2 separate regions of the Homo sapiens genome follow, and region 2 is linked to region 1. The links are chromatin loops, found by intact Hi-C in ENCODE. Cell type or tissue: PC-3. All regions are shown on one strand. Each heading gives the region's core, and the rest is flanking DNA. Links, peaks and the distances in the headings are about the cores only. Region 1 overlaps ADGRG2 (adhesion G protein-coupled receptor G2). Region 2 overlaps PHKA2 (phosphorylase kinase regulatory subunit alpha 2).

Region 1 (13,020 bases), core at 2,422-10,421:
ATATTTTGGTTATATAATCTGTTTTGGGGGATTGATTTCTGAGGTCTCACCCCTCTCCCAATCTAGAGGATCTCACATCTTCCTTTGAATTTAGTACTCGGCATCTTTGTGGGAGCTGAGGACCTTGAAGAAGAGATTGCTCAGAGACCTCTTACCAGGGTGAGGCCAGCTTCCCGTATTTGGGGATCCCACATGCTAACCAGCAATGCAGAAATCCCAAATCCTGTTCTCACTTTTCAGTAGTCCTACCTGTTTGACACTGAGGAAGCAGATACTTGGATGAGATCTGAATTGGGTCTTGTACATTGCCTACAGGCCAAAGGCAATGTGTTGAAGAGATAATCTTGAAAGAGTAATGGGAAAGGAGACCTCAGAAACTGATCTCATGAGGCAGAACAACCCTTGCTCTAATTTCATAGTCACAGGGTACCTGCTGATTTCCAAAAGATGTTACTGTTATGTTTGTCTTCTTAAGAGATGGTGTCTCGCTCTGTCGCCTAAGCTGGAGTGCAATGGCACAATCGTGGTTCACTGCAGCCCCAAACTTCCAGGCTCAAGCAGTCCTCCATCCTCAGCCTCCTGAGTAGCTAGGAGTACAGGCACACAACACTATGACTAACTAATTTTTAATTTTTTGTAGAGACAGGGGTCTCCCTGTGCTGCCCGGGCTGGTCTCCAACTCCTGCACTCAAGCAATCCACCTGCGTCAGCCTCCCAAAGTGCTGGGATTACAGGTGTGAGCCACCATGCCCAGCCAATTGTGTTTGTCTTAATCAGCATGTCCTACACCACTTCCATGCCAGGCCACCAGGGAAAGAGACTGCAGATGTTTTTTCTTTGTGAAAATTACCAAACTTAAAGATCTTAACTGCAAATTTATTTCATTGATTTTAACATTTTTGATTTTAACATATAAATACAAGAAAATTAAATAAATCAGAAAAGAAATATTGCAAAGACAAGTCAGCACTCACAGAAATGTGTATTATTACTATGGTTAGTCTGAGATCCAACATTCACTTGAAATATATGCAAGAGAACCTTAGTGAAAGACTTAACTAAAAGGGGTTTGAAATGTTCCTAATAAGGATGTACTTGAGGCACTGCTCAAGCAGATGTAGGTAGGAAGCAAGATAGACCCTGTATATAACTAGGAGCAATCAAGGCTCGATACATGTAGCAACAATAGCAGTGTAGGACAGTTCCCTGTTCCCAATAGCTACTCCCCTTGTCACTGTGCATTCTTCAAGACACATTTAAAAAACAATTATAGCTCTGGCTGGGCCAGAGTGTACCAGTCATAACAATCAACAATGTACCATGCAGTTGCCTTTTAAAGAACGGCAATATGATTTTTTTCCATATATATGTACCTTTTTAAGAGAAGGAATCCTAGTCTACTCTCCTGTTCCTAAAGGCTCTGGGGATTTGAGAAGCGGCAGTGTATGTACCTCATCTACGTTCACAATTTTCCTGACACATGGTCTGGATGACAGTTCATCCCTCTCTGTGGCCAAGGTATAAAGCTAAACATCTTGGTGCAGATTCTATAATCTGACTACTGGGGATGCGGTCAGGGGATGGGTATTCATATTGGATGCTGTGTTTGGCTGTACAGGTCGTGCACCCAAGAGGGTGAGTGGGGCTAAAATATGGTCTCTCCACTCTGTTTGTCAAACCATGAGCCCATAGGGCTGTGTCTGCCCAGTGGGGGCATCTTTTCCTAACTTGCTCAAAGGCACTGTATGAGCTAACTGTGGCACTGTCTGCTTACATTTTCTCAGTCTGGCTGGGATCATTATTTCTTGATTTCACTGAGGTTTCTGTATTTCACATCCTATATCATCTCCAAAAGGAGCTTTAGGATTTGCGGAACGAGCAAGGATTTTCTGAATTATCACGTGAGACAAAACAACCATGATTCTACAAAGGAATACATTTACACAGTAGAAAATAAATACAAAAAAATGTAGAAGTAAGATTTTTGACACATGGGTCACTAGAATTTAGCTTATATACAACAAAGGCATGCACAACTAAACTCACCAACAGGCTGAAGTCAACAGTTGCTTTATATGATGTTATCAAAGATAACTTAGCCTCTTTAAAAGGTAGCTGAAAGTTCACTACCTTTTTTTGTTTTCTTTATAGGAGTCATTCTTAGTGTATTGTTTAAAACCAACCTTCTTATAAAATGAAAGATAAGAAACCAAATCAGAAATGTCTAAAAACCATGGTGTAATGTCTTGGTTTCTTCTTGTAATAATAATCATCGCCCTTAATTAGCTTATGCTTCTCCAGATGTTGCCGAGAATAAAATGAGTTGATTTTCATACATCTCACATTGTGTAAAAGGTAAAATTGGACATTTCACACTGTCAAGCATCATGCTTTGATTTTAGAAGAAAGGAATCACATTTGCTCAATAAAGTGTAAGCTTCCCCGCTTTGAAGTCCTTCTGAGAGCCATACGGCCTTTCCCATTGCAGGAATCTTCCTTCTCGTTAAACATGTGCTGTTTTCCAGTGAAATCGTGAAGGCACACATCTCCATTCTGAACACTAAAAGAGACCCCATTCCTCTCTGTAGAAGCATTTCCTGTATAAGGAAACACAAAGCGGGTGGCATGAAGTATCCACAGAAAGCATTAAAAAGCAAACAAACTTAGACATTGCTTTATTCTTAAAGATGTATTTGTAAAATATGTTTTTAAAAACATTTGTGATATATGTTCATATTTTATTTATTTTTCATTACTTCCCTAAGGCCACTCAAAGTAAGCATACCAAAGTGGAGATTGCTTCAGAAACCAGTTCTCTATGGCAGTTTTTTTTTTGTTTGGTTTTTAATGAAACAGTCAAAATCTGAAGCAAGGTAATATATTAATAAAAGGCCCACTTCCTAACTCTGGTTGGATATGTTTTGACTTCAAGTAGCAGCATATGTATAATATAAGCTAAGGTAATACTTTGGTCTCCCAAAAGGTTAATGTTAACAGAGATCCCCATATGTACCCTTAGGAAGTTCTTGGTTCCCTAGGTTCCTATAAAATGAAACTTTGTACCAGAGAAACCAGAGCAACCAGCTACAACAGTCATGGCAAGAAGAAATCATCTCTCTTGTAGATTAAACCAGCTCCTCTGACTAAATCAGGACAGGACAAATTCCCAAGAGGAAACTACCAATTCCAACTTCAGAGTCCAGGCCAGGGAGCAGCTGGGCACTCAAGGGTAACTGTTGGTTTGGACGTGGGCCTTCCCCACCCCAAGCAGGCCCTGAGTTATAGGGGAGCACAGGTGCTGGCCTCCTCTAGTTACTTGGCACCATCCTTCTGATCATTAGACCATTGGGAGACTATACACAAAGCTGAATAATAAGCCCATTTGATAGTTCATGACATGATTATGATAACAATGATCATAACAGTACTGGGACACTTTATTATCTCATTTAGAGCCCTGCAGGGTGGGTACTACTGTTATCCCCATTTTGCAGATGAGGAAACGAAGGTTTCAGAAATTAAGTGCTCTCCCCAAGGTCACACAGCTCAGAAGTAATGGAGTTGACGTGTGATGTTGCTTCCAAACTGTGATCCTTGTGGTCCTGGGTACCAAATGAGATGGCTGCTGGTACCCCACCCTCTAAGGCAGCTCAGAACTGAACTGTGTAATATTCATGCAAACTAGGTGATGAATATGGTTAACGTAGCTCCATCTGTGACACAGATCAAATAGGGCATGTGACTGTCTGAGGCAGCTGTTTGGATTTAGGCATTTCGGCTTGAGGACATTTTGGTGCAAGAACAATTTGGTCTGGCATAATAAATCATTAAACTTCTAGCTTTTTTTGTTGTTGTTGAGACGGAGTCTCGTTCTGTCGCCCATGCTGGAGTGCAGTGGTGAGATCTAGGCTCACTGCAACTTCTGTCTCCTGGGTTCAAGCGATTCTCCTGCCTCAGCTTCCTGAGTAGCTGGGACTACAGGTGTGTGCCACCACGTCTGGTTGATTTTCACATTTTTTATTAGAGATGGAGTTTTTCCATGTTGGCCAGGCTGGTCTTGAACTCCTGACCTCAGGTGATCCTCCTAACTTAGCCTCCCAAAGTGCTGGGATTACAGGTGTGAGCCACTGCGCCCAGCCCTAGCTTTCTTTTTTGAAATTGCCAATTCCATTCCTCATCTATCCCAGATGCTGGGGCAAGGACTGAGGAGTCAGGAATGGTTATCTGACATGCATATTATGTGATATTAAACACTGAGCCATTTTGGCAGCCTTAAAATGTACCCCCATCCTCACCGTCAAGCATCAAAAGTAGCTGTGTCAAATCAGCTGTGTTAAACAACTGTGGTAAAATGTGCTGTTTCCATGAAATCTGATTTCCCAAAGGATGACAACATGTTGATAGAGCTAGGCAGGTGAGGCTTCATCTCTGAGCTCTTTCGAGAATATGGACAAATCTGGTTTATGGATTCAGAGCCCCAGATGACCCTGCTCGCTCCTTTGATGTCTCTCCTTTCAATTTGCTTTCTCACACTAACGTACTAACCAGCTGTGCTCCCCGCTGCCTCGCCTCTGTTTACCTACATTGAATCATTCCTGATAGAGCTATTTGGTGTAGAGCCCAGAGCTTGCTTTCTGGTATCGACAGTAAAGAGCTAAGGCTATACAACAGTTATTTCTCATCTTTTACAGCAGTGATTCTCAACTGGGGGCAATCTTGCTCCCTTCTTCTCCCCGCTCCCCTGGGACAGTTGGCAGTGTCTGGGGACATTTTGGGTTGTCATAACTGGGGGCAGGGTGCTACTGGCTCTAGTTGATAGAGTCCAGGGATCCTGCTAAATGTCCTGCAATTCCACAAAAAAGAATTATCCAGCCCCAAAATGTCAATTGTGCTTGAAGTTGAGAAACCTTGATTTTGAGGCATCCTATGGTATTTTAAAAGCCTAGACAGGCCGGGCACAGTGGCTCACACCTGTAATCCCAGCACTTTGGGAGGCTGAGGCGGGAGGATCACTTGAGCCCAGGAGTTTGAGACCAACCTGGACAACACAGCAAGACTGCATCTTAAAAAAAAAAAAAAATTAGCCAGCCATGGTGGCATGCTCCTACAGTCCCAGCTACTCGGGTGGCTGAGGTGGGAGGATCACTTGAGCCTGGGAGGTCGAGGCTGCAGTGAACCGTGATCATACCACTGAACTCCAGCCTGGGCAATAGGAGACCTTGTCATAAAAAAAAAGAAAAAAAAAAAAAAAAGTCTAGACACACCAGCAGGACTGCCCATCTTCAGGAAACGGGAAAACTGGTAGATGTATGAACCTTCTCACAAATTTATTTGAGTTAGTCATGAAAAGAACTAACATCCTAAAACAATGAATACAGGCAAATTCTCCATGGAAGGAGAAACTATACCAGCAGAGCTTATGTTTTTATAAGAATGCAAAAGATATATTAAGAAGCAAGAGAAGGTAAAAATAGATAAGGTAAGCTTTTATGAGTAATGAACAGCCTGGTCTTATGAAAGAAAGAAAATGTAACAGAAGTTTTAGCTAGAAATGTCAGAATTAATGAGTAAAGGAGGCATGGCAGCAATAATCTGTTCAGATATTGGTCACATATATGGTCACCAATACTGGTCACAAGTCATCTTCCAGTATTTTGACATATTCATGGGGATTTGGGTGCTGTCACAAGACAGCCACATTGTGGGAAAGAATTAACAAACATGAAAAGCAAAAAATAGGAAGGTTTAAAAGTGTTGGCTGGGCGCGGTGGCTCACACCTGTAATCCCAGCACTTTGGGAGGCCGAGGTGGGCAAATCACTTGTGGTCAGGAGCTCGAGACTAGCCTGGCCAACATGGTGAAACCTGTCTCTACTAAAAATACAAAAATTAGCTGGGCATCGTGGCGGTCACCTGTAGGTCACCTGTAATTCCAGCTACTCGGGAGGCTGAGGCAGAATTGCTGGAACCCAGGAGGTGGAGGTTGCAGTGAGCTGAGATTGCACCATTGCACTCCAGCCTGGGCAACAAGAGTGAGACTCCATCTCAAAAAAAAAAAATGTTGAACATGTATATTATGATAGATGTAATAAAAATTGCTATAGTCTTATCAGCTATTTTAGGTACTGCTCTCACAGAAATAGCACAATACTGAAGTCTTTGGACAATAGTTAAGTGAGGATTTAAAATGTTAAAATTTTTAGGTCATCATCAATTCCCACTATGAAAAACCAAATCTTAAAAAATCGTTGTTCCAGTATTTGCTCTATAATAAATCAATTTGGATTAGTAAACTTTCTCTTCTGTAAGGGAACCACATTTTGATCCACTAGTCATATATGTATTAATAGTTACTCACTTTGCTTAGCCAAAATGCCAATAAAGGATAAAACTATTTTAAAAAATAAACACTAGCTTGAGAAATACTATATTGAGACATACATACCATTCCCGCTTGCGTGTACTGAGCAATCATTATTCACTAGCAGTGTGGTGGAGTTAGTGGAGTTACTGCTTGACTGTAAGGAATTTGAAGAGCTGGACACTCCTTGGTTTACAGTCTGCTTCTTTAAACCATTAGTAGCAGTTTTACTCCAGTCTACAGCAGAATAAGCATTACAGAAAAACAGGGCAGTATGTTGAAGCTCAAACGCAAGAGACAGATCACAGTGTAACAAGTCCTAAGCAACTGATTTCTCACTTCAGGATCTTATGGAGAAGTCACCTTCCACCAGTTGGTGTGATAACATGTATTTTCATTTGGATTATTTACATTTGTCCTTCAAATGACTGTGGGGTTAAAAGTAACCTATATTCTCCTAGAACTAAAGGCCAAGCTAATTTGATTATGTCTATAAATATCCATAGAATTAGGTAGTGATTCAGAGCCTCACACTGTCTTAACAAGAACACAAATAGTCTGTGTTGTAATGACTAATTGTTCTTCACTCCATGAAAATGATTGAACTATGTGTACTGCCATTTTCTGAATACAGACTCCCGTGTCGCCCAGATACTGCAAAGGTGGTATTCATGCAAAAGGAATGTAGCTTTTCAAACAGTACTTCATTTTTCTCATTTTCTTAAAAAAAAAAAATGAGCTATTTGCTCTACTACCCAACCGGGTATATGTGAAAATCACTTCAAAATAAACAAATGTATGTTACAACCAAATGTATGCTAAAGCTTATACACAAAGTCTGGCTTACTAACAAATAAAGCAACTGACAACCAGGACCTGTGGAGAAAGGATTGAGTTGAGATTTTAAAAATTACCAAGGTAAATATTAAAAATTACTTTGGGAAATGAAAAGCATAATCTCAATAGAAAATCAATTCTAAAAATTTTACTGTTGCTTCATTGAAGAGGCAGCCAGCCCATCAATTTTATTGCTCAAAAAATTCCCAGATAGAAATAATTATTTTTTAATTCACTAGATTTTTTTTTCTCCCTAATGTTCACGATCAATATTTTCTGTTGAGCAAATTCCAGATTTGCTGGAATTCACTGATTTCTAGATTGGATTTGCTTTGGATCTTAATTTATACAATCTTTTCCTTGAGATTTAAGAGGAAGAGAAAAAGTGAGGTAAATCTTTACCAGAATTTTCAGCCAGCCGTAACTTTCCACAACAAAGATACCGCCTCCATTGCTTCCTGACATTTTCTTTGGCCACACAGTAAAAGATGAATATGAAAAATCCTAAGGAGGGAAAAAAAACCCACAATGAATTCCAAGCTAATAGCTGAATGTCATAAGCTCACTTTGCACAAAAGATATTAATAATTATTTTGGCAGCTGTGGGCAACATGAAATTTTGCAAATTGAATAAAAAGTTCAGAGTCCTAGGAAAGCTTGCTGTCAAAAGGCATCGGGGAATGAATGCCTTTAGAAAATCTTTGTAAGATTAAGAATATTTATATGATAAAAGGAATCATAACTTTGCATTTCCACAATTAAATTCACTGTCTCCTCCCACATCCTGTCCTTGGCCTTCCGTATCTTGGAATTACAAGCCATCCACCCAGGATCCCAGCTTGGACTTAGGCTCCTGCCTCTCCCTCCCTCCCTATTTAGAATCCGTTTCCAAGCTCTGTCAAATGCCATCTCCTCCACACATCTTTCCCTTCCCACTCTCCTCCTCTCCAGCCCACTGCCATGTCCTTTGCTTGGATCTCTCTCTCCCCCTCAAACCCAGGCAGTACAGCAATGCACTCACCTACCTGCCTGCCTCCTCCTGACCTGCCCCAGGTGCTGGCATGGAGAGCAAGCTGAAGACCTGAAGGGGCCCTGGGACTCCACCTCTCACCCACTCAGGTGCCCAGTCAAGGCAGGCCAGGGCTCCCCAGCCAGCCCCATGGCTGCCACTCCCCAAGGCTTTTGCCAATAAATATTTGCTGAGTGAATGGATGAATTCTGGGTTCTCTGCTTTCTACTTAAAAACCCCCAATCTATTCACTTTAAAACCTTCATTTTAAGATACCAGGGGCCAGGCGTGGTGGTGGCTCACGCCTGTAATCTCAGCACTTTAGGAGGGTGAAGTGGGAGGATCACTTGAACCCGGGAGGCGGAGGTTGCAGTGAGCCGAGATCGCTCCACTGCACTCCAGCCTGGGTGACAGAGCGAGACTCCATCTCAAAAAACAAACAAACAAAACAGTTTTGCTTCTAGTAGGGTATATGTGCCCACCGTCAAGACCCATGTCTGAATATTACACAGCTTCATTCATTTGTCACCCTGGAAGTCGACCATTGGTTGCATTAGGAGAGAAACAGCATGTATAAGAGAGGCCAAAATCAGAAGATATATATATATTCAACCACCCCAAAAGCCCTGTGCATTAGGGTTAGTTTCCTTGTATAGATGAAACAATACATTCATTCCTTTTATCCATTCATATTCTAATGAGAAGATAATCTGGGGAAATGAAGAAAAAGGCAGATTCAGTTTCCACATTAAACATGTGAGGGTGGGTACCTTGCTTTCATGTCAATGATTAGTGTAATGTGGGCATATATATATGTTTTTTCTTTTAAAGTATCTATTACTTTCAGTATTGCCGTGGTTGGCAAATAAAACTTTTCTTAAGACCCTTAAAAAGAATTTGCTCATGTTTTTGGTTTTGTATGTAATACCATGCGGTGTAACACCTGGATATACCAATTGAGGAACCGCTATATTATAAGTAAAAATTAATAACCATATATAACCAAACAAGCATCTCTGCTGGCTTCCTCCAAATTAAAATAAGAACCAACAACCAAATTCGGCATTTGAATTTAACCTCAGGTTGGGATTTCTCTGAAAACCAACAAGATGATCTATTGCCTGATAGAACTAGAGAAGGACAATATGGGAGCAAAAGCAACAGGAAAGATGAACAAAAGCCAATGAGAAGGCAATTAAAAGGCATCCCCAAAAGAGGATTCAGAATAAAAGGAAACTAAGGGACAGTGAATTATTGTTATTGTAATGTAAACCTAATAGCCTGCTGGGCTTTTAATGCCAAAGCACTTCCATTAAAAATTAACAGCAGACACGTCTTTCATAACACTGCTCTAAAAGAATTAGTCATTTTCCTTTCTAAAGAGTACAACTATCAGGGTTCCAAGATGCATGGGCTTCATTAACCAATGGGAAACCTAAAGCAGATGGCGACACACAGAGCCTGCTCTCTTTCCCGCTGAGTGTCCCAGGGCAGCAACTTCTTGGGATTAGCCTTCAAGTAAGACTGCTGCCACTTGGGTCTGTCTGTTGCCTTCCCATTTCTCATTGTCTCCAAATCGCTGACCTAGGAGGGGAGAGTGGTGAGCTCCCACAGGCACAGTCATGGTATGTGTGCTTACAGTCTGCATGTTCTACTTGAATACAAAAGTTTTTTTTTTTAAAAGAAACCAAGTGAAGGAAGAATAATTGACTTTTTCAAAAAGTGTTCCTGGCAGGTTCCCCTCAATATGGTCTCTCCAAGGAGACAACTATGAATAAGGAGAAAAAAACACCATTTCTTGAATTTAGTAAGCACCTTTCCTCCAAGGATCTCAAAGCACTCCCTCTCAATAATAAATATGTTTTTCAATGAAAATATCATAAGCCACTAAATAAGCTACTTTGCATATACAAGCATACCTCATGGGGTTTCACAGATAGTACTTTTTTTTTTTTTTTTTTTTTTTTACAAATTGAAGGTTGTGGCAGCCCTGCGTCCAGCAAGTCTCTCAAGGCCATTTTTCCAACAGCATGTACTCACCTTGTGTCTCTGTATCAGCAGTTTTTAGCAATAAAATATTTTTAAGTTAAAGTATGTACATTTGTTTAGACATCATGCAATTGCACACTTAATAGACTATAGTCTAGTGTAAACACAACTTTTATATGCACTGGGAAACAACAATTTGTGTGACTCACTTTATTGCAATATTTGCTTTATTGTAGTGGTCTAGAACCAAACCCCCAACATCTCTGAGGCATGCCTGTACTCTTTTAGTAGCTACATTTTTATATTCAACTGGGATCATTCAGTTTGTATTTGATGCTGTAAAGCTTACCTTGTAAGGTATTAAAGATGGCAAACAGATACATGAAGGTCACGTTAACTGGTCCCCAGGCAAAGAAGGCAAAGCCCCAAGTTATTCCCAGTAAAAATGTAAGGCCAGCGATACTCCTGAGGTCTTGAATACTGGTTTTTCGCTGGGCTCCCAGTTGCTTCTTCTTTTTAATTCGACAGAGCTGAACCAGGACCACAATGAACATGCTGACGTTCAGCAAAAATATCACACAGAAATATCCCACCACCGTAATGTAGAATACTGCATTGTTGTTGATCCAGCAGCTGGAGTTTGTGGAGGGGGGGAAACAGGGGAAAACATATTATAGTAATGAACTAGAGTTCAAAATGATACAATGAATCTCTAACATTTTACTGAAACATTTTCTACCAGTACAAGAGAAAAAAAATGATAAAACTGCTATTCTCTACAACCATTTATAGCTCTAGGGAAAATAATCTAAGAGTTTATTTGAGGACACTTGGTGATTTAAAGTATTTTAAAAATAGACCTTTTTTTAAACATTCAGGATTTTGCCCCTGTAAATCCTAGCAACTCTGTTCTATGAGTCTTTATTAATATAACTGGAATGTCATTTTATCAGAGGCTAATGAAAATATTTTCAAAATAGTTCTTCCTAATTCATTTTTCTTTTCAGAATAGCTCCTAATTCATCACTTGAAGAGTAGCATGGCATTTCCAGCTAGCTTCTCTCATTACATATGACTGTGAAGGCTGCTGTGAAGTATTGCTGGGTTTTATTAGGATGATAGCAGGAGTCAATATGCTGATTAGATCCTCCGTTTTCTAGGAGCATTCCGTTTTCCAGTTCACTTAGCATTCCCTTAGGGGGCTTTGTACTCACAAGTCATCCGGTGAACCATTGGGGAATTTCCCATAGGATCCAAGCCCATAGTTATCTGGGGATATAGTCAGGATGATGGTCACAACCACAGCTGGTACCCCTGGAAGATGGGAAACATTGGTCACACCTAATTTTTTTTTTTTTTTTTTTTGAGACGGATTCTTGCTCTGTCACCCAGGCTGGAGTGCAGTGGTGCGATCTCGGCTCACTGCAACCTCCGCCTCCTGGGTTCAAGTGATTCTCCTGCCTCAGCCTCCCTAGTAGCTGGGATTACAGGCGCGTGCCACCATGCCTGGCTAATTTTTGTTTTGTATTTTTCGTAGAGACGGGGTTTCACCATGTTAGCCAGGATGGTCTCGATCTCCTGACCTCGTGATCTGCCCGCCTCGGTCTCCCAAAGTGCTGGGATTGCAGGCGTGAGCCACCGCACCCGGCTGGTCACACCTAGTTCTAATAACCAAAGTGGGTGACAAGACTAGAGATCACATCCTATTTACATCTTGTAGCAGAGACTGGCTAGCTGTTCACCAGGCTGGTTTCTTTTCCTCTTTGGCACATGACTGGATGCTCCCAGCCTCCCAGGCAGCTGGGTGTGTGTGGCCACATGGCTCACTTTGGGCCCATGGGATACGGGCACAAGTGATTTGCTCCACTTCCAGGCCTGCCCCATAGAAACCTCCTGTGAGATCCTCTACTTTCTTTTTGCCTGCAAACTTAGGGCAACCTTGAGGCAGAGTCTTCAATAGCTTGGATCCCTGAATAACTGCAAGACCAGGGACTCCTCTGCCCCTGCTAACTAGACTGTAGGTGAGTGAGAAATGATCTTCTACTGAGATTTCAAGGTGAATCTGTTACAGCTGCCAGTGTTGCCTTTAACTCCCCACCCCCCACCCGGCCCCCCTCTGTCACCCAGGCTAGAGTGCAGTGGCACAATCTCGGCTCACTGCAACCTCCGCCTCCGCCTCCCGGGTTCAAGCGATTCTTGTGCCTCAGCCTCCCAAGTAGCTGGGATTACAGGTGTGCACCACCACACCTGGCTAATTTTTGTATTTTTAGTAGAGACGGGGTTTCACCATGTTGGCTAGGCTGGTCTCGAACTCCTGACCTCAGGTGATCCGCCCACCTCGGCCTCCCAAAGTGCTGGGATTACAGGCATGAGCCACTGCACCCAGCGTTGTGCCTTTAACTTATACATGTCTGGAATGTATATTTAAGAGTCAGCAACTCCTGGCAAATCTTTCATTATGAAACCAAAAGTCCTCAATTTGAAGACTTTGAGACCCAGTGAAGGATGGAGGGTTCTGTCCTGGCTGATCCAGGGGGTGGTGACTGCTACTATGCTGGCTCTGTTGAGAGCCCACGGACACTTCCCTTCAGAGAAGGTACCATGAGAAGGGTCCCCCAAGTTTAAAATGGCTTTTGGTGGGGAAAGAATCCTATTCACCACTGCACACCATCACCCGCCAGCCCCATGCCACCGCCCCACACTCTGCACACTGACCAGCAGACGTCCTATCTCAAGGCTCTGGTAAAGAACAAACAATTCCTTGTCACAGACCAGTTGCAGTGCCTGGTAAAATCAAATCTAATAGTTCATTTAATGCCTTTGCG
Region 2 (8,000 bases), core at 1-8,000, 55 kb before region 1:
TGGTCAAGCGTGTTCCACATATTTTTCCAAAGTCATGATTCCTTGGGATAGACAGGAACACTACCTAAGGCTTTTTTTTTTTTGAGATGGAGTCTCGTTCTGTAGCCCAGGCTAAAGTGCAGTGGTGTGATCTCGGCTCATTGCAACCTCCACCTCCCAGGTTCAAGCAATTCTCCTGCCTCAGCCTCCCAAGTAGCTGGGACTGCAGGCATGTGCCACCATGCCTGGCTAATTTTTGTATTTTTTTTTTTTTTTTTTAGTAGAGATGGGGTTTTGCCATGTCAGCCAGGCTGGTCTCAAACTCCTGACCACAAGTAATCCACCCGCCTCAGCCTCCCAAAGTGCTGGGATTACAGGCGTGAGCCACCGCGCCCAGCCTACCTAAGGCTTTTGAAACCATGTTTGGAGAAAAAGTGTTCATTAGTTCGAAAAAGGGGATAAAGAATACCAACAGGCCAAGCAATGAGTCACTTATTTCTAGATAAGCGGTGCAAAGGGCCCTCTGCCACTGGGTTACCTTGTTAGGCGGGACAGCGTAGAGTTCAGGCACCAGGCGGATCCCATTCTTGCCTCTGATGAGTATTCCCTCCAGGGCCTCTCGGTATTCTTGGACCTGGAAAACAGCCCCATCATCCATGGCAGGAAGGAGGTCTGGTCATGATTGCTGTAACAGCGGTGCAACATAGAAAAAAAGCTCTCATGGCAACAGATTAGAGTTCAGACACAGGGCAAAGAAATGCACAAATACCCTCAGCTCCAGGAGTGCAGGAGGCACACTTACAGTGTTAGGAGGAGCTAAACACGATCGGCTATTCCTCTCAGGAGTGTATCTAAGCTCAGCCCTGCCTGTCTTGCTTCCAGAAAGAGAGACAGAGCACCCATCATACAGTAGCTGTTTCTTCCTCAAAATTCCTCTAGTAGTCATATCTACACTGTGTATCAGATGTCTTTCCTGTTCTGTCTTTAACTCGTCATGTAATTATTTCATTCTTAACCCCTCATATATTTAAATTTTGTCTCAGTAACCGGATTATAAACTTCTTGTGGGGGAAGCTATATCTTAAGCAGTGTACCCATTTCCACCTCTTGGTAAGTTTTCCACTTAAGAGGCATTCATTACTATTCAGCCATAAAAAAAGAATAACATTCTGTCATTTGTAGTAACATGGATGGAATTGGAGGTCAGTGTGTTAAGTGAAATAAGCCAGGCACAGAAAGATGCCACATGTTCTCACTCATGTGTGGGCGCTAAAAAAGTTGACCCCATATTAAAAATGTCATTGGGCAACAAGTGTGAGCGACAGCAAAGGTGTAGAAGGGTAGTAGATTCCATGAAGCTTAATCAACAAGACGCTAAACACAGTCATTTTCCTCTCCTGAGTTTTCTTCCCCCCATCATTGTTAAGCCTATTCACAACTGAAATTCTAAGTCAATTCTTTTGAGATCTTTCAATTCTGGGATAAAATGACAGAAAACCTAAGATAATCACTGAAGCCTAAGAGAAAGCATCAACAGTGGGGAAATATTAACATTTCCAGCTGACTGCTGGTTCTGAAGCCCCCCAGCATTCCTGAGCAGGAGAGCTGTCAAGAGCTAAAGTGAATCTCTGATTGCTCATCCCCACCCCCACCAAACATGTGATCAGAACCAGTTGAAAAAATGGCAAAGCATCTGCGATGTCAGTCATTCATGTAACCTGCACAAAGACAGGTCGGTTCTGTTCAACAAAGTATGCTCAGGGCTCAGCACAGAGCATGGTACCAAGTAGAAGCTAAAGAGATAGGTCATGAACAAATGAGAGTTGCATCAGTAAATGTTTACTGAGCACATACTATGCACTAGGCACAGGGACTATACCCGTGAACTGGAGAGAGATGGCCTCTACCAGCGTCCTTTGACAGGTAAGGGGGAGATACAACATAGTGTGACCCATGCTGTTATAGTTGTGGGTCGTAGGAGCACCTGCCCCAGCTTTTAGGGTCAGAGAAAGCTTTCTGAAAGAAGACACACTTACATTGAACCAAGGGAAGGGGGAGGGGCAATTGGGGAAGAAAAGAATGTCCTCGGCCTTTGAGAAGAGAGGAGGGCACATGGCCTGTTTAAAGGACTGAAAGGATTTCATTGTGCTTGGATCACAGAACTCAAGAAAGAAGCACTAAGAAATGAGGCTACAGGGGTGAAAGCAGGGATCAGATCATATGGAACCCCACAAAACGCATGAAGTGGTTTTCAAGCAAGCTTTCAAGCAAGGCAGTAGCATAACCTAATTTGCCTTTTAATAAGATCACTCTGGCATGGGTGAGAAGAATGGAAACAGCAGGGAACCAGGCCGGAGGCTGAGATTCGAGTGAGGAGGCTGTTACATGAAGTAAGATGTTATCCAAGAGCACCCCAAACTAGGGCTAAAGACAGCAAACCACTGGCTGATCTGGAAAGAACAACAGCAACAACAAAACCTGTCTGTGATGGAATGTTCTTGCTAGACCCCAGTGAACCACGCCTCCTAGTACTCATGCCCTTGTCTAGTCCCCTCCCGCTTGAATATGGGATGGTCCTTTAGCCAACAGAATGTGATGAAAGTGACATTTTGTCAGTTCCGGGCCTAACACTTATGGAAGCTTGGCAGCTTCTGCTTTTGTGTTCTGAGGGGAAAACAACCAACATGTAAAATTAATGGCCCAGAGACTACAATATTGTGAGAAGCCCAAGCTAGCCATGTGGAGGAGAACCAAGGCCCCCACCAATAGCACAGCTGAGTTCCCAGCATCAGCTGCTAGCCAGCATCAATTGGCCATGTGAGTGAGGCCATCTTGGAAATAGATTCTCCACTTCCATGGAACCATCCCAGCTGACAGCAGGTAAAGCAGAGACAACCTGTCCCTGCTGGGCTCTGCCCAAATTGCAGAATCATGAGCAAATAAATAAAATAGGTGTTGCTTTAATTCACTCAGTTTTGGGAAAGTTTGCTAAGTGGGAACAGATAACCGAAACAGTGACCTAAATTCTTGCATAACCCTATGTTCTAATAATAATCAGTATACCAGTGGAATGAAAATAATTATCAACGTAACACCCAGCATTTTCTCACCTGAACAGCATCACCACTGAAGACTCCATCTATTATAAAATATGTCCAAAACACAGGCCACTCACATTCAATGTTTTCGAAGAGCTTGAGTTCAGCAGGGTCATAATGCAGTCGATTAGGGTCCTAGAATCAAATAAGTCAAACTTTTAAAAGGTGATGTCAGAATACATACATAATACCATTGTGCCTCATGGGGTTTCCCATGCTTGACTGATTTTTACAGCTTTGAAGTTGGCATGAGTAGGATTTTACTATAATGAGATGCTGTTTTTGGCAGTTTGCCATGGTAATATTTCAGAAAGTAAGTCAGAAACATACACAAGACTCCTTGGTAGTTTATTATACTAAAGCTTCCTATAACTCTAACAAAGAAATAGCAATATGTCTACCACCAAGTTTGGCAGAGGATCTGATTTATATCATTATATTAGTCAGTGTGGCAAAGAAACCCGAGGAGGAGGCCACAGTCGGTCTTTAAGAAAAATGTGTGAGCCACAGAACCAGTTCTCCTTGTCTACAAGCTGGTTTTATTTATTTTTAAAATTTTAAAGAAATTTTTATTTTTTTGAGACAGGGTCTCACTCTGTCACCCAGGCTGTAGTACAATGGTGTGATCTCTGCTCATTGCAGCCTTGACCTCCTGGGCTCAAGTGATCCTACCACCTCAGCCTCCTGAGTTGCTAGGACCACAGGTACATGCCATCACACCTGCCTCACTAATTTTATTTTATTTTTTTTGTAGAGACAAGGTCTCACTATGTTGCCCAGACTGGTCTCGAACTCCTGGGCTCAAGCAATCCTCCCTCCTCAGCCTCCCCAAGTGTTGGGATTACAGGCCACTGCACCTGGCCTACAAGTTGGTTTTTTGTTTTTGTTTTTGTTTTTGAGACGGAGTCTCATTCTGTCACCCAGGCTGGAGTGCAGTGGCGCGATTTCGGCTCAGTGCAAGCTCCGCCTCCCGGGTTCACGCCTTTCTCCTGCCTCAGCCTTCTGAGTAGCTGGGACTACAGGTGCCCGCCACCACACCCGGCTAATTTTTTGTATTTTTAGTAGAGATGGGGTTTCACTGTGTTAGCCGGGATGGTCTCGATCTCCTGACCTCGTGATCCGCCCACCTTGGCCTCCCAAAGTGCTGGGATTACAGGCGTGAGCCACCGCGCCTGGCCAAGCTGGTTTTAAATGACCAGCTCACCGTCCCTACTAAAGATACTATGCTATTGCCTGGCTCCAGGCTTGCTGACTCCAAAATTAATACTTCCCTTTCCAATATTCCAACATAAAATTATAATCAGCAGAGGGAGAACAACACATTGGCAACTTAGAGATGAAACAGTTGAGGAAAGATAAGAAACAATATTTAAATACAACCTCTCTTGGAGTTTTATAACCATCTCGAAGGAAGCGACAGCATCCATAACGCCCCTAATAAGAGAAAGTACATTCGATGAGCTCAGAGAAATTTTTTTGCCTTTTTAATTCAAGTCAGCCCTGCACCCTCTTTCCCATGAATCTTTTAGTAATGAATTTTATACCAAGTGTTCTTTGCTGTCAGTATAGTTATTAATATATTTAAGTAATAAGCAAAATCAATTCAGGTTTGATCGGTACTTGGAAGGGAACGCCAAAACATTCCATCAGAGTATCAGGGCTGCAAGAGTTATTACCAAGAGTTCAGTGAACGACCATGCCTTCATTCTGATTTACTGTATTACACAGAGACCTAAAAGGACCCTCACTATTTAGAAAAGCCACCAAGGCAGATACTTGGATTGGTTTGCTCCTACTTGCAAGATTGGAAAGCTGCAAGGACATTCCCCAGGCTCCTGGAAGTTAGGCTTTGGCTGCAGAGGAGGCTCTAAGGTCAGATGCACCTCCACAAAGATTAGCAGAAAGGGAGGGGGCAGCTTCCTGTGCTTAGGACTGTCGCTGCTGGTTTTGGGCTGCAGGCTCCAGGGTTCTGCCCCAGCTTCCTGGATGCTACGAAAGGAGGGCAGGGGCAGCACTCTCTTAATCTGACGCCCTTAATCCATAGATCACAGCTTTGGGTGTCCATTCTCCAGTTCCGTAAGTATGTGGAGGCTGCTACAGCAGATGTGGCTCTCGCGAGGGTCATGGAGGCAACCACGTCCCTAGCCCTAGCGACCAGCACCGCACTGTCCTGGGAGTCATCCCAGGAGGCTGAGCCTAGAACCCGCTCTTCTTGTAAACACTTCATTCTCTGTATTCATTCCCTTCCTACTTCAACTACCTAAAGGGGTTCCCTTTTTCCCACTGAACCCTGACTGAGACAGCTGCTTTCTTTTGGGAATATGATTGGAGACATAGGGACTCCAAGGGACAAAAGCATTTTTCATGGAACCTAAGTAGGACAATCAATCTGCAGATTTCAGCTTAGGGAAACTTACATTCTTTGATAATTTTACCGATAGTTTCAACTGGCTGGAGTATTTAATATTCTCAGTTTAGTGTATCACGGTTACTGCATTTCACCTCAAAACAGGGATTATTTTAACCTGAAGGTAACTTTGGGATTGGCAAGTCCATTGAAATTGTGTGTAAAGTTTGAGGATATTGGGACATATGCATTTTTTTTTCTGGCAGTGACTCTATACACTGTCTGTGACCTCTAAAGGGTTAAGTAGCTCTGCCTTAGAAGTATGGTACTGGTACAAACTGGGGTTCAAAGGTGCCTGCCTGAGTGCCAGTTCTGCTTCTCAAGGAGAGAACCAAGCCACTAAATCACTCGGAGACTTTGTTTTCTTGCCTGTAGACTCAGCTTTGAACGCTGTATGCATCTGCTTAGATAAATCAAGCAATTAACCTCATGGGGAACTGAGGCATGGGTGAGCTGCTCCATGCACATCACACAGGACAGAAGGGCACCAGCATGACTAATGCTTACCTGGAGCTTAGAAATAATTTCATTTTTGGTCACATTTACAAGGTTTACATCTTCCACTGCAAAGGCCGGGAAGGAAATAATGGAAAGAAGTCCAGCATCAATTTCTTTAGATGTCGACGCTCTTGGCAGCATGGAGAACAGAATAGACTGAATGAAAAACAAAGAGGTGGTTTAACCTGGAGATGCGCTAATAGGCGCAGTATCTAGGGACCATGAGCTCGGCCCCAAGGGAACATTCGAATACGGTTGCCAATTTTGAGTAGAGCTTTGTCCTACCAACATGGCCCCTGCTGGCCAACACTGTATATCCAGCCAATGATTCCTATTCCTCAGGCGAGAAGTCAGGGCTTGGGGAGAGCATGGTACTGTCTGAAGCCCACGCTAAGAACTGCTTGTCTCCCTTCCTTCCATGCCCTATTGACTTTGCCAGACCTTTAGGACATGTAGGGGAGGAACTATAGGGCCACCTGTGTCAGTAGGCTAAGCTGTCTTGGCTATGAAGACAGAGACCAGAAAAGAACACATACATGGGGCCAGCTTGGAGAAATGTCTGGCTTCTGTGGAATGTGACCAGTTGGACTGGGTGATCCAGAAACCACTTAAAGGAGGAGTCAAATCCAGAAGATCTCATGAACACTCAGACAAAATGGTAAACCACAGAATTAGTTTAGTCCTAGAATCTTTCTAGGGTTACTTAGAGGCACTATAATATGGCCTCAATTATAAATAAGTGGCTGGATTAGGCGCTGGAAACTTGTAAAGGAGTTGAAATTATCAGGAAAAGTTTGGGAAAGGAAGGAATTAACACTGAGATCTAACACGTACAGACATGGGGCTAGACCCCTGCAAACATAAGCTCATTGAATCTTTCATATGAAGAAGGACTTAGGGTACCATGTCCAATTCACACCTGAGGACCCTGAGACTTCGAGCAGCTAGTAAGTGACAGAACTAGGATTCTAACTCAGGCCCAGCTGGCTGCAAAGCTCACGCATTTCCACTGGATTACACATCTATTAAGATGCACACCACGTCCAGGCACAGTGGCTCATGCCTGCAACCCCAGAGCTTTGGGAGGCTGAGGTGGGAAGATCACTTGAGGCCAGGAATTGGAGAACAGCCTGGGCAACAGAGTGAGACCCTGACTTTACAAAAAAATTAAAAAAAAATTAGCTGGGTGTGGGTGACACGTGCCTGTAGTCCTAGCTACTTGGGAAGCTGAGGCGGGAGGACTGCTTGAGCCCAGTAGTTTGAGGTTACAGGGAGCTATGATTGCACCACTGCACTCCAGCCTAGGCGATAGAGTAAGACCTCCTCTTAAAAAAAAAAAAAAAAAATAGACTATACCCCAAGAAATACCGGGACTACCTAAAGGGGAAAAATTGAGTGAGCTGGAAGATAGGGTCAAGATGGGTGGAACCCTTCAGCTTCAGAATAAAGCTTTATTTTCTATAGCCAACTGAGCCCAGGGCCCTGTTCTGTAACTCACTCTTCCCTAGGGTTTCTCTGCCTGGAAACACAAACTTCTACCAAAGCTCTCCATTCACAAGTCTTTATGTATCTGACCTTCTTTAGCCCCAGCAACGTACTTGGCACACAGCGGGCCCTCGCTAAATAAGAGTTTGCTGAGGGCCTAGCAATTGATGACGTGCACTCTGCTCAATAGAATCCTCCAATCTGTATTAGATCACTCCTTTCTCTGACCTGTATTTCACAGAGGTTGTACTAATTTCCCATCTTTCCCATCTCATTTCTTCTCCACTACCTATTTCACCCATCCCCAACCCCTCACCCCCAAGTGAACTAGTGCTTGCTCATCATTCAATTTGGGGGCACTGTGAACTAAACCTGAAAGAAAACCATCTATGTGCTCAAAAGACATAAAACAGACTTTGCCTCTTGCAAAACAAGGCTGCTTGGATTGCTGATTCCATCTATACAGCATCATGGTGTCTTATACTTTTCTGGCTTACAAAGTGCTTAGACAGACTAAGTTGACTGATTCTTAC

The links. Peaks named below come from ENCODE experiments on the same cell type or tissue, not always from the same donor. Only the 100,000 strongest peaks of a DNase experiment are listed, where the experiment ranks them.
Region 2: a loop joins it to region 1, with 8 times the contacts of the local background. A loop is called at or near these places in 11 of 110 quality-filtered maps.

What each region holds. Positions count from the first base shown.
Region 1 is chrX:18,988,452-19,001,471 of GRCh38, forward strand. It overlaps ADGRG2 (adhesion G protein-coupled receptor G2), which reads right to left. Exons shown (of 29, transcript NM_001079858.3): 25 at 11,410-11,509; 26 at 10,545-10,828; 27 at 7,600-7,701; 28 at 6,445-6,597; 29 at 856-2,597. The coding sequence ends at 2,413. All of the region lies in intron 2 of LOC101928415 (a long non-coding RNA gene), which reads left to right. Among named protein-coding and RNA genes, the nearest start is that of PHKA2, 11 kb to the left of the region's middle. In PC-3, for the core only: no CTCF peak of the experiment used is centred there; DNase peaks (open chromatin) are centred at 4,570, 6,480, 7,000 and 10,410; H3K4me3 peaks cover 1,568 bases; H3K27ac peaks cover 5,735 bases.
Region 2 is chrX:18,935,538-18,943,537 of GRCh38, forward strand. PHKA2 (phosphorylase kinase regulatory subunit alpha 2) reads right to left here. Exons shown (of 33, transcript NM_000292.3): 8 at 5,992-6,138; 9 at 4,458-4,511; 10 at 3,090-3,212; 11 at 518-613. Among named protein-coding and RNA genes, the nearest start is that of PHKA2, 45 kb to the right of the region's middle. In PC-3, for the core only: no CTCF peak of the experiment used is centred there; a DNase peak (open chromatin) is centred at 3,414; H3K27ac peaks cover 1,404 bases.